Linked DNA regions of Homo sapiens: regions 2 and 3 are each linked to region 1. Evidence: chromatin contacts called from ENCODE Hi-C or POLR2A ChIA-PET data. All regions are on one chromosome and are shown on one strand. Each heading gives the region's core, a stretch centred on a gene start or an enhancer-like site at or near the end of the contact. The rest is flanking DNA. Distances are from core to core; before and after follow the strand shown.

Region 1 (3,589 bases), core at 68-2,567:
CCAAAGTGCTGGAATTACAGGCGTGAGCCACCTCACCCGGCCCCAGTTTTTAAGCTAAAGTTAGCATCCTGTGCATATATTTGTATACGTGTGCGCTTTTCCCCCCATTTAAAAAAAATTAGAGTTAGGGTCTCGCTATGTTGCTCAGGCTGGCCTTGCACTCCTGGCCTCAAGTGATCCGCCTGCCTCAGTCTCCAAAAGTGCTAGGATTACAGGCATGAGCCATCATGCCCAACCTCCCCATTTTTAAGATATAATTTACATATAGTGAAATTCACATGAGTATATAGTTCTGTGAGTTTTGACAAACTTTTGCAGTCATACATGAGTTCACCACAATCAAGATATAGAACAGTTCTCCTAGTCAGCTTAGCTTGGTATGAAAAGTAAAAATAAAAAAGATATAGGACAGTTCTGTGTTAGGGTTCTCCAGGGAAACAGAACCAAGGTGATGTATGTATATATAGCGAGTGAGTGAGTGAGTGTGAATGTGTAGAGGGAGAAAGATTTAAGAGGGTAAGCTGGCAGGCTGGAGACTGGCAGGGAAGAGTTACAGTCTAAGTCTAAAGGCAGTCTGCTAGCAGAGTTCTATTCAATTTAATGCTCAAGAATAATCCTCTTTGGCACCATTCATTCTCTGTCCTTCCAGCCCACCAGGATGGGAGCTGGGAGCTGTGCCCCTGAGGCCCTGGGCGGCAGCCACACCTTGTGAATCCCCTCTTGGGGTCATTCTTCCCTCTTCTTGAAAGATAACAAATGTTTGCAGCCACATCACTGTAGCCCATTCTGTAGAAGTCTGACAGCCTTCCTTCCCTTTGTCCTGTCTTTGTCCATTTTAATCCAAAAGGGCAGTATTTCTGCTGAGGTGGTTGGTTGAATCCATGCTTCACAGCCCCAGTCTCATTATCTGATCGTCCAGCCACACCATTGGTGTTCTCTTAGGAACACACCTTCTCATTTTTTTGCAATGAGGCTAGGCTGAGAATTTTCTAAATTTTCAAGTTCTGGTTCCTTTTTGCTTAACAATAATTTACTTCTCACATTTTACTACAAGCAGTAAGGAGAAACCAAGCCACACCTTCAGCACTTTGCTTAGAAATAACTTGTGCTGAATATCTAAATTCATCACTCACAAGTTCTACCTTTCACAAAACACTACAAAATAACTCAGCCATGTTTCTTCCCACTTTGTAACAAGAATCGCCTTTCCACTAGTTCCAATAACATGTTCCCCATTTCCATCTGAAGCCTCACCGGAAGCACCTTTAACATCCATATTTTTGGGGTTTTGTTTTTGTGTGTATGTGTTTGTTTTGGTTTTAGTTTTGGTTTTGGTTTTGGTTTTGGTTTTGGTTTTAGGACGGAGTTTCACTCTTGTCACCCAAGCAGGAGTGCAATGGCACATGATCTCAGCTCACTGCAACCTCCACCTCCTGGGTTCAAGAGATTCTCCTGTCTCAGCCTCCCGGATTTTGGTTTTTTGTGCTTTGTTGAGAGACAGGATCTCACTCTGTCACCTAGGCTGTAGTGCAGTGGCATGATCATAGCTCACTGCAGCCTAAACTCAAGCATTCCTCCCTCCTCAGCCTCCCAAGTAGCTAGGACTACAGGTGTGCACCACCACATCCAGCTATTTTTATTATTTGTTGTAGAGATGGGGTTCCACTATATGGCCCAAGCTGGTCTTGACCTCCCAGGCTCAAGTGATCCTTCTGTCTCAGCCTCCCAAAGTGCTGAGTTTACTGGTCATATGTATTTTTTTTTTTTTTTTTTTTTTTTTTTTTTTTTTTTTTTTTTTTTGAGACGGAGTCTCGCTCTGTCGCCCAGGCTGGAGTGCAGTGGCACGATCTCGGCTCACTGCAAGCTCCGCCTCCCGGGTTCACGCCATTCTCCCGCCTCAGCCTCCCAAGTAGCTGGGACTACAGGCGCCCGCCACTACGCCCGGCTAATTTTTTGTATTTTTAGTAGAGACGGGGTTTCACCGTTTTAGCCGGGATGGTCTCGATCTCCTGACCTCGTGATCCGCCCGCCTCGGCCTCCCAAAGTGCTGGGATTACAGGCGTGAGCCACCGCGCCCGGCCGGTCATATGTATTTTTAAGGGAGAATGGGAACATTTCAATGGTAGCTGCCTTTGGGAAGTGGGGAGGAGCATAAGACTGGTGGAGTGTTTAAGAGGATTTAACTTTCTGTGATGTTTTATTTAAGAAAAAAAGAACAAAATTTAAAAGCTATAAAAACAATCCCACATGGCAGGTTTTGGGTGTGGTATCATTCTTTATACTTTTCTGTATTTCTCAAAAAATATTTTTGTAGACTTTATGTCTTAAGTTAGCTATTTCTCTCTTTTTGTTTTTTAAGACAGGGTCTTGCTCTGTCACCCAGGCTGGAGTGCAGTGGCACAATCTTGGCTCACTTCAACCTCCACCTCCTGGGCTCAAGTGATCCTCCCACCTCAGCCTCCCAAGTAGCTGGAACCACAGGTGTGCACCATCATGCCCAGCTAATTTTTTGTATTTCTTATAGAGACGGGGTTTCGGCATGTTTGCCAGGCTGGTCTCAAACTCCTGGGCTCACCCAATCTGGCTGCCTTAGCCTCCCAAAGTGCTGGGAATACAGGCATGAGCCACCACACCCAGCCCAAGTCAACTATTTCTTTCATAATGCTGTGTAACAAACAATTCAGTGGCTTACATTAGTAAACATTTCTTTTTCCACTGATGGACCTGTGGGTCACTTGGAGTGGCTGTTTTAGCTTGTTAAGGGGGAGGTTCAGGTCTTCTCCACATGGCTCTTATCCCAGGACCAGTGGCTATCCAGGTCATGTCCTTCTCATGGCATGTGGCAGATACAAAAGAAGGGAAGCAGATTGAAAGCTTCCTTTCACTTCATTTCATGTCCACTAATATTCCATTGGTCAGAGCAAGTCATAAGGTGATATGGTGTGGATCTGTATCCCCACCCAAATCTTGTGTCTAACTGTAATCCCCAATGTTAGAGGTAGGGCCTGGTGGAAGGTGACTGAATCACGGGAGTGGTCCTTCATGAATGGTTTAGCACCATCTCCTGGTGCCATTCTTGTGATGGCGAGCAAGTTTTTATAAGATCTGGTCATTTAAAAGTGTGCAGGACCTCCCCCCACTCTTTCTGTCTTGTTCCTCCTCCACCAAGTAAGATGCGCCTGCTTCCCTTCACCTTTCTCCATGATTAAAAGTTTCCTGAGGCCTCCCCAGGAGCCGAGCAGGTGCCAGCATCATGCTTTCTGTACAGCCTGCTTAACTGTGAGCCAATTAAACCTCTTTTCTTTATAAATTACCCAGTCTCAGGTATTTCTTTATAGCAATGCAAGAACAGACTAATACGTAGGGGCAAGTCTAATACTGATGGGGCAAGGGAAGGAAAGAGAATTATAAATAAATAGTAAAAGCAAACACATGGCTACATCCTGACCTATTGATCTTGTTTAGCATTTGAGATTCAAGAATGTAGAACATACTCTAAACAGAAATAAATTATTGCAAGTGTTAACAGTCTCGTGTCCAAGTACTTCCTGTCAGAGTTTAGCATCTTCAGTAGGATCAAAATTAGAAT
Region 2 (3,594 bases), core at 268-2,767, 350 kb before region 1:
GAGTTCTGTGAGCCATTCTGGCAAATTATTGAACATGAAGAGGGGGTTGTGGTAACCTAGGACTTCTATAGCTGGTTGGTTAGAAATACAGATGGTAACCTGGTACCAGCAACCGACATCTGAAATCAGGGCAGTCTTGCGGGATGGAGCTCTTTGGTGGCATTGACACTAATTCTAGGTAGATAATGTCAGAATGGAATTGATTTGTTGGATACCCAATTGGTATCTGGAGAGTTGAATAACTGGTCAGTATAAGAAAAAACTCACACATTTGGTGGCAGAAGTATTGTGAATAAAAACAGTTCAGAGCTCCCCTACTCCCAAACCAGAAAACCTGGAGTCATCTTCGATGCCACCCTCTCACCACCCACCCTCTGCACTATCCCTGCCAATCACTTGCCAAGTTACCCTGATTCCACCTCCAAATACCTCTCTCATCTCCCGTCTTCACTTTTCATTCATCATTTACTCATTCAATCACAAATATTTGCTCTTATCTTCTCTGTGCCAGGCTTTGTGATAGGCATTGGAGTCAGAAGAATGAATGAGACCTGGTAGGAAAATCACAATCTAGTGGTAAAACAAAAACCAGAACACAATCATAAAGCAATGGGATTCACACTCAGAAATGCATAGAGCTGCTGGGCGTGGTGGCTCATGCCTGTAATCCCATCACTTTGGGAGGCCGAGGTGGGCGGATCATGAGGTCAGGGGTTCGAGACCAGCCTGACCAACATGGTGAAACCCTGTCTCTACTAAAAATACAAAATTAGCTGGGCGTGGTGGCACATGCCTGTAATCCTGGCTACTCAGGAGGCTAAAGCAGGAGAATCACTTGAACCTGGGAGGCAGAGATTGCAGCAAGCCGAGATCGCACTACTGCACTCCAGCTTGGATGACACAGTGAGACTCTGTCTCAAAAAAAAAAAAAAAAAAAAGAAAAGAAAAGAAAAGAAATGCACAGAGCATCATAGAGTCCAGGGCAGGGGTCCCTGACCAAGCTCGGGAATGGTGGGGGATGGGGTGGGGACATCAGTGGAGTTTTTTGGGGTTTTTTGTTTTGCTTTGTTTGAGACAGGGTCTTGCTCCGTCACCCAGGCTGGAGTGCAGTGGTGTGATCATAGTTCACTGCAACCTTGAACTCCTGGGCTCAAGGGATCCCCCGGCCTCAGCCTCCTGAGTAGCTGGGATTACAGGCATGAGCCACCACACCCAGTCAATAGACTTTTCTTGATGTGGGTGACACCCAAGCTTTAAGTTTGAAGACTAAAGGAGAGCTGGCACACCAACAGTATACGAGGGGAGGGGAGGGGAGAGGGGAGGGGAGAGGAGGGGAGAGGGGAGGTGAGAGGGGAAGGGAGGGGAGGGAGGAGGGGAGGGGAGGGGAGGGGAGAGGACACAGCAGGCTGGTAGGGCAGCTTTGAATATGGCTCAGAGGCGAGGCGAGCAAGGTCTGAATCACTTCTGCTCCAAGTCCAGGCCCACATTACTTCTTATACGGACAAGAGGCCAGTAACTGCTCTACCCACACATTCTCCTCCCCTACCATCAGAAAAATCTCCCTAAAGCTCAAATTTGACTTCCTGTCTCCCCTGCTTGCTACCCTCTGCTGGTTCCCCTTTCTGATCTGTGGTGTCTCAGCTCCACCTCTGTTCATAAACTTCATATGGTGCCTTCAAAAGTATTTCCGTCTCTGGACCTTCATCCCTGCACTACTGTCTGCCTGGAATTTCCTGCCCTGCCTTGGTTGATGAGGTGGACTCCTATTCATACTTCAGAGTGACTCAGATGTGACTTGTTCCACAAAGTCCCCACCCACTTGCACTCACCTCCGTGGTGCACGTATTCCAGGGCCGTGAGCTTCACCTCTCTGCACGTCTCCCTCCTGCTACAGCTGTGAGGGTGCAGACCTCCTCTGCTGGCACCAGGGCCCGGCCTGCAGTGGGCCTTTGGCAAATGAGGAACTAGGGCTACCGGTAGGTGAAAATGCAGCTAATGCCCAGGAAGCTAGAAGCTGTTGGAACATTTCTGAGACCCTTTAGACCTGGAAATAGCTCTATGTTAGAGGGTTGCTGATAGAGAAGGCTGGAAGTGAGGTCCCTCTGTCCCCAGCTCGCCTCAGACCCTGGTTCCAGATACAGTTGCATGTGTTTCCAACCAAGACTCTGACCTGGCTCCTCAACCAAACCTCCCCTGCGTCCATGGATCTATCTGAACTCCCATTTATAATCGTAAGAGGCTGTGGGTTAGAGGCGCTGTGCTAATGATGGCTGTATGGTTATTATGATTGTGAAGTTGTTATATTTTACATAGAATACAAGTTTATGTACATTACGATTAAGACTAGTAAAGCTCTTTGGAACTTTAAAAACAAATCCCAGTCAGGCGTGATGGCTCACGCCTGTAATCCTAGCTCTTTGGGAGTCCAAGGCAGGAGGACTGGTTAAGCCCAATTCTCCAGGAGTTTGAGACCAGCCTGGGCAACATAGTAGGACCCCATCTCTACAAAAAAATAAAAATCAAAAAATTAGCCAGACGTGGTGGCATGCACCTTTAGTCCCAGCTACTCGGGAGGCTGAGGCAGGAGGACTGTTTGAGCCCAGGAGGTGGAACCTACGGTGAGCCATGATCTCACCACTGCACTCCAGCCTGGGCAACAGAGTGAGACCCTGTCTCAAAAAAACGAAACAAAACAAATCTCAATTCAATTACATTTAATTATTTCAAAAACCAAGCTCTCTCATTGTACAACATTCAAACAATAACGTAAGAAAAAGTGCCTATGGGTCCCAAATTGGTGTGACTCCTGTGTCCTGTCAGCCTATAGAAACACAAGTGTCTGTGTGTGTAACTTTGACCCCTTCTCCTCCCCCTCCAAAAAATGTACATGCATATATATATATATACTTTTTGTTTTGTTTTTGTTGTTTTTTGTTTTTGATATTAGTAGAGACAAGGTCTCACTATGTTGCCCAGGCTGGTCACAAACTCCTGGGCTCATGCGATCCTCTCACCTTGGCCTCACAAAGTACCGGGGTTATAGGCGTGAGCCACCATGCTCAGCCTATACATTCTTATTCTTTTTTTTCTTTCTTTTTTTTTTTTTTTTTGAGACAGAGTCTTGCTCTGTCACCCAGGCTGGAGATCAGGCCATTGCCTGATCTCGGCTCACTGCAACCTCCACCTCCTGGGTTCAAGCGATTCTCCTGCCTCGGCCTCTCGAGTAGCTGGGATTACAGGCATGTACCACCACACCAAGCTAATTTTGTATTTTTAGTAGAGACGGGGTTTCACCATGTTGGTCAGGCTGGTCTTGAACTCCTGACCTCAGGTGATCCACCCACCTCAGCCTCCCAAAGTGTTAGGGTTACAGGCGTGAGCCACCATGCCCAGCTATATATATATTTTTTGTTTGGTTGGTTTTGTTTTGTTTTGTTTTTTGAGGCAGAGTCTCGCTCTGTCACCCAGGCTGAAGTGAAGTGGCACGATCTCGGCTCACTGCAACCTCCGCCTCCCAGGTTCAAGCGATTCTCCTGCCTCAGCCTCTCGAGTAGCTGGGATTACAGAAGCGCACCACCACGGCTGGCTAATTTT
Region 3 (4,016 bases), core at 576-3,075, 410 kb before region 1:
CTGGCCTCCACTCCCAGGCTCAAGGTTTCCTTCCACCTCAGTCTCTGGAGTAGCTGGGACTGCAGGCACATGTCCCCACGCTGGTAATTTTTTTTATTTTTTTGTAGAGACAAGGGTCTCGCCATGTTGGCCAGGCTGGTCTGCAACTCCTGGGCTCAAGTGATCCACCGCCTTGGCCTCCCAAAGTGCTGGGATTACAGGAGTGAGCTACCATGCCGGGCTTCTTTGATAATTTTTTGTAACGTAAAGGAGTCCTGAGACCAAAAGGTAGGACGATGGAATAAAGGACTCATAAAGACAGATTCTAAAGGAGAGAGATCTTATCCAGACTCACTCGTCATAATTACCAGTCGGTAATAGGTTTTGCAGAAGTGAAAGGCAATGTGCTTTCTTGTGAGGAGATGGACTCCTGCCTTGTCTAACAAGCATGAAGCGGCCACACCGCAACAGAGTTTGAAACCATGCCTGGTGCAGACTCCCCTCTCCAGCTGCCGCGCCTCCTGCCTTGGTAGAGGGCCGTCCGCAGCCCCGCGACGCCTTACAGAGGCGAACACCGTGCGTCTTCCCAGCCCGGAGCTCCAGGATCGGCTCTATTTGGCCGTCCTCTGCTTTGCTGCAGTTGGGATGAGGAATAAAATTGCGAATGGCCAGGGGTGGAGGCAGACCGGGGAGCTGCGCAGGTGTCATCAAAGGTGGGCCTCTAAATTCCAGCCCCCACTCCCTCAACCCACCCCCAACCCCCCCCACCCCCGCGTCGCGGGCGCACCAGAAGGATAAGCCTGGCATGGCCCTCTCCAGAGCCAGGGACGCACAGATATCAAACCCACCGGAACAAATGCGCGAAATTCAACCTATGCCGCACTCAGAAGAGAGGGACTCGAGAACCACAGAAAATTCTGAGTGTAGGAAAACTGATCAGAGAAGGAAATATTCATCTCGAAAGAGGTCCAGCCTCGGAGACGCAAGACCTGTCCGCTATAGAGCTGTGTTGACTCGGGCAGGTCACTGAGCCTCCCTTGCCTGGGTTTCCCTCACCCACAAAACGTTGATGCGAACATCTAAAGCGCCCGGCTGGACACGCAAGGCTCGGACAGTGGTCACTCCGCGAACGCACTCTGTGACCTGGAGCACACAGGTCCCCCGCTGAGTGTCAGTTTCCCAGATCGGTAAAAACAAGGGAAATGGCTTCAACTCCCTAAAGTCCCTTCTAACTCAGGCACTGAACATATGAAGGTTAAGCCAAGCAGCTTCAGGGCGCTGTTAATATTTTGATAAGAGCAGGTGAAATTAAACTCTTAAGGAAGAGAGGGAAGAAGAAACTTCAAATAAATGTGCCCAAGTTCCTGGTCCGGTACTCCCTGGCGGATCCGTCCCCCGAAAGCTCGCGAAAATGGCTGGCGAGACCCCAGAGGCTCTCTCGGACGCCCTTGGGCTGGCGGAGGGCAAAGGCCAGGGCACTGAGTCGCTTGGAGCCTGCGGGCTGCGCCCCCGCGGGAAAGGGGAACCCGAGGGCACGGAGAGGAGAGCGAGCAAGGAGCGCCGCGGTGCTAGGTGAAAGCCCAGCCGCGGAAGTCGGCTCGGGGTCCGAAAGCGCTGCTTCGCGGGGTTCGGAGGGAAACCATCCCAAGGAGGTGCAGAGAGGCCGGCTCTCCAGCACCCGACGCGCGCCTTACTTGGGGCTTGAGCTCGCAGTTGGCGGTGCCGGGCGCCCCGCGCCGCGAAGCTGCGCCCGTGGGCAGGAGGCAGAGGGTCTGCAGCAGGAACCAGCTCCAGGGACTCATCCTCCTCAAGGCGGCTCCGAGGCCCGGAACGCGGAGGGAAGGAGTAGGGCAGAGGTGGCCGCCCGCCCTGGCTAGCCGGGGCCGCGGGGCGCCTCCGGGCGGGGCTGGGGTGAGCCCGGCAGCAGCGGCCACGTGGGGCCGGGCCTCGACCTCCCTCCCCCCACCCCACCCCCGCAGGTCAGCCCCGCGCCTAGGCGGCAGCGGAGTCCCGAACCGCGTTTCTCCCGCCCAAACCCTGCCGGGGCCGCCGCCCACCTCGTGTGACCGCAAGAGGGGTAAAGTGAAGTTCCAGCGCTGTCCTAAATTCAACCTAAAATCGCATTGGTTCCTGCGTTTACGTCTGTGCTTATGCTGCCGATTGTGAGGGGAGGGTGCCTCTTGATTGAAAGAGGCAGACAAAATAAACAAATGAAAGGCTATCTATAAAGGAAAGTTCATTTAAACAAAGGAAATCTCACGGAAGTTTTGAATGTAAAAGAGAGAGGGGAATGGTCAGTGTGTGCATCCACTGAAAATCCAGGACCACAAAAGCTGGCACTCCATTAAGAGCCCTCTTAATGGATTTTTAGGAATAATATTAAGGATGTTAACACCGAACTCAGAGGATTGCCGCAAGGATTAAAAGAGGAAATTTATGAGAAACACCTTGATTGGCACACATAGCAAGCCTGCAAACTGCAGTCGCTCCCTTTCGGCTCCAAAACCCCACTGAGGATTTTTCACAGCATTGGTCCATCAGGAAGAAAAAAAAATTATGAAAGCAAGTAGCTGTGCCCCGCCTGCCGCACCTCCTACCCATGCCTGAGCGCACTTTACCACCACCTTTTAAAGTCCAGACGTCTGCGCCATTAACTTCGGAGTGGTGTTCGCAGGAGCATTTGTCGCAGTGGTCTTTAATTGCTTTAAGTCGCTGTCCATTTTGAGAATCTGATAACTGGACGATCTCCCAGGGAAAAAGAAAAGGGGGGGGGCAGATTTGCATACAATGCGGGGAGAGGTTTTCTGAAGCCCATTTCCAACTTTCCCGTAAAGAACCCCTGGCTTTGAAGAGCCAAGTCTTTCGAGATTTAACTCCACCAACATTTAGAGTTCAGATGTTTTTGTAAAATCGCTTTTTTCTAAGTTTGAGTGGGGATTTGCTTTCTGGAATTGACTGTCTCCTGTCTTCAGATGACTGCCCCGTGTCAGCCCGGCGGCAATCGTTAGTCTCCGGGCCAACCCAGGACGATGCTTTTTGGCGTTTTCAGGCACCAGCGCTGCCACCTGCTGGCAAAAACTTTCTCTTTCGGTTGTGAGGGGGAAAAGCAAAAAGCATCAAGAACGTAAGTTGCCCTGAGCTAAGATCGAACCACTGCACTCCAGCCTGGGCCACAAAGTGAGACCCTGTCTCTTATTTAAAATAAAACAAAACAAAACAAAACAAAAAACTCAAAAGGATGTAATTACCTATTATTTCATGTTATCTCTCCCACTCCAAATGAATCAATCCGTGTGGCCACAGAGAAGCCCGCCCAGCTTCTCTCTGAGCTGGGCTTCTCTCTGGCCACACAAAACATGGCTGAATTTGTTTATTTTCTCCTGTTGTTTGTCTCTCTTTTATTTCGTTGGTTTCTGCTCTTATCTTTGTTATTTCCTTCTGTTTGTTTACTTTTGGGTTTACTTTGCTTTTTTTCTGGATTCTTAAGGTGGTACCTTAAGTCATTGACTTTAAGTCTTCTTGCTTTTGTAATATAAGCATTTAAAGTTATAAATTTCCCTATAAGCACTGCTTTAGCTACATCACCCAAATTTTGAAAAACTGTATTTCATTATCTTTCATTATCTACTTTCCCTGGTGATTTTCTTCTTTGCCCGTGGATTATTTAGAAGTAGGTTGATTGATTTCCAAACTATGGAATTGTCCTAAATATTAGGTTGGTGCAAAAGTAATTGTGGTTTTTGCAATATCAACAGATTTATAATCCAATTCTGTTGTAAACAGAAAACATACTCTGTATGATTTTGATTATTTTGAATTTATTGGGACTTGTTTTATGGCTCAGCATATGGTCAGATACTGAGTATGAAATATCATATCCATATCCAAAGTACCTAGATAATTTTGTTTGATTCTGACAGTTTTTAAATGAAGTGTTTTTTTTGTTGCTGTTGTTGCTTTGTTTCGTTTTGTTTTTTCTCTTAGCCAGACCCATCATCAAGTAGGATTTATTCTGTAAGACACTCAGTGTCCGAATA

The links. Hi-C counts contacts between places; a loop is a spot of excess contacts on that map. ChIA-PET counts read pairs that join two places held with the same protein, here RNA polymerase II (POLR2A). Pooled maps may share reads with other maps.
Region 2: a loop to region 1 is called in a pooled map, with 1.8 times the contacts of the local background. The contact joins two enhancer-like sites. A Hi-C loop is called at or near these places in 5 of 50 pooled maps. POLR2A ChIA-PET finds 5 or more read pairs at or near these places in 3 of 52 experiments (AG04450, activated naive CD4-positive, alpha-beta T cell and endothelial cell of umbilical vein).
Region 3: a loop to region 1 is called in a map of GM12878, with 2.2 times the contacts of the local background. The contact joins the promoter of TRABD2A here to the enhancer-like site in region 1. A Hi-C loop is called at or near these places in 2 of 168 maps with a recorded cell type or tissue (B cell and GM12878), 15 of 37 single-sample maps with no recorded cell type and 12 of 50 pooled maps. POLR2A ChIA-PET finds 5 or more read pairs at or near these places in 3 of 52 experiments (GM12878, MCF 10A and activated T-cell).

Annotation. Positions count from the first base shown.
Region 1 is chr2:85,290,239-85,293,827 of GRCh38, forward strand. The region is part of intron 4 of TCF7L1 (transcription factor 7 like 1); the gene reads left to right. Among named protein-coding and RNA genes, the nearest start is that of TGOLN2, 36 kb to the right of the region's middle. RefSeq lists an enhancer at 1-212. Within about 2 kb of position 1,318, at least 3 of the 41 ENCODE cell types and tissues checked have a DNase peak (open chromatin) inside an H3K27ac peak, as active enhancers do.
Region 2 is chr2:84,944,799-84,948,392 of GRCh38, forward strand. No RefSeq gene overlaps it. Among named protein-coding and RNA genes, the nearest start is that of KCMF1, 25 kb to the right of the region's middle. RefSeq lists a silencer at 1,296-1,445 and an enhancer at 1,616-1,785. Within about 2 kb of position 1,518, at least 20 of the 41 ENCODE cell types and tissues checked have a DNase peak (open chromatin) inside an H3K27ac peak, as active enhancers do.
Region 3 is chr2:84,879,259-84,883,274 of GRCh38, forward strand. It overlaps TRABD2A (TraB domain containing 2A), which reads right to left and starts at 1,826. Exons shown (of 7, transcript NM_001277053.2): 1 at 1,674-1,826. The coding sequence starts at 1,781. RefSeq lists enhancers at 1,068-1,570, 1,571-2,071 and a silencer at 1,801-1,930.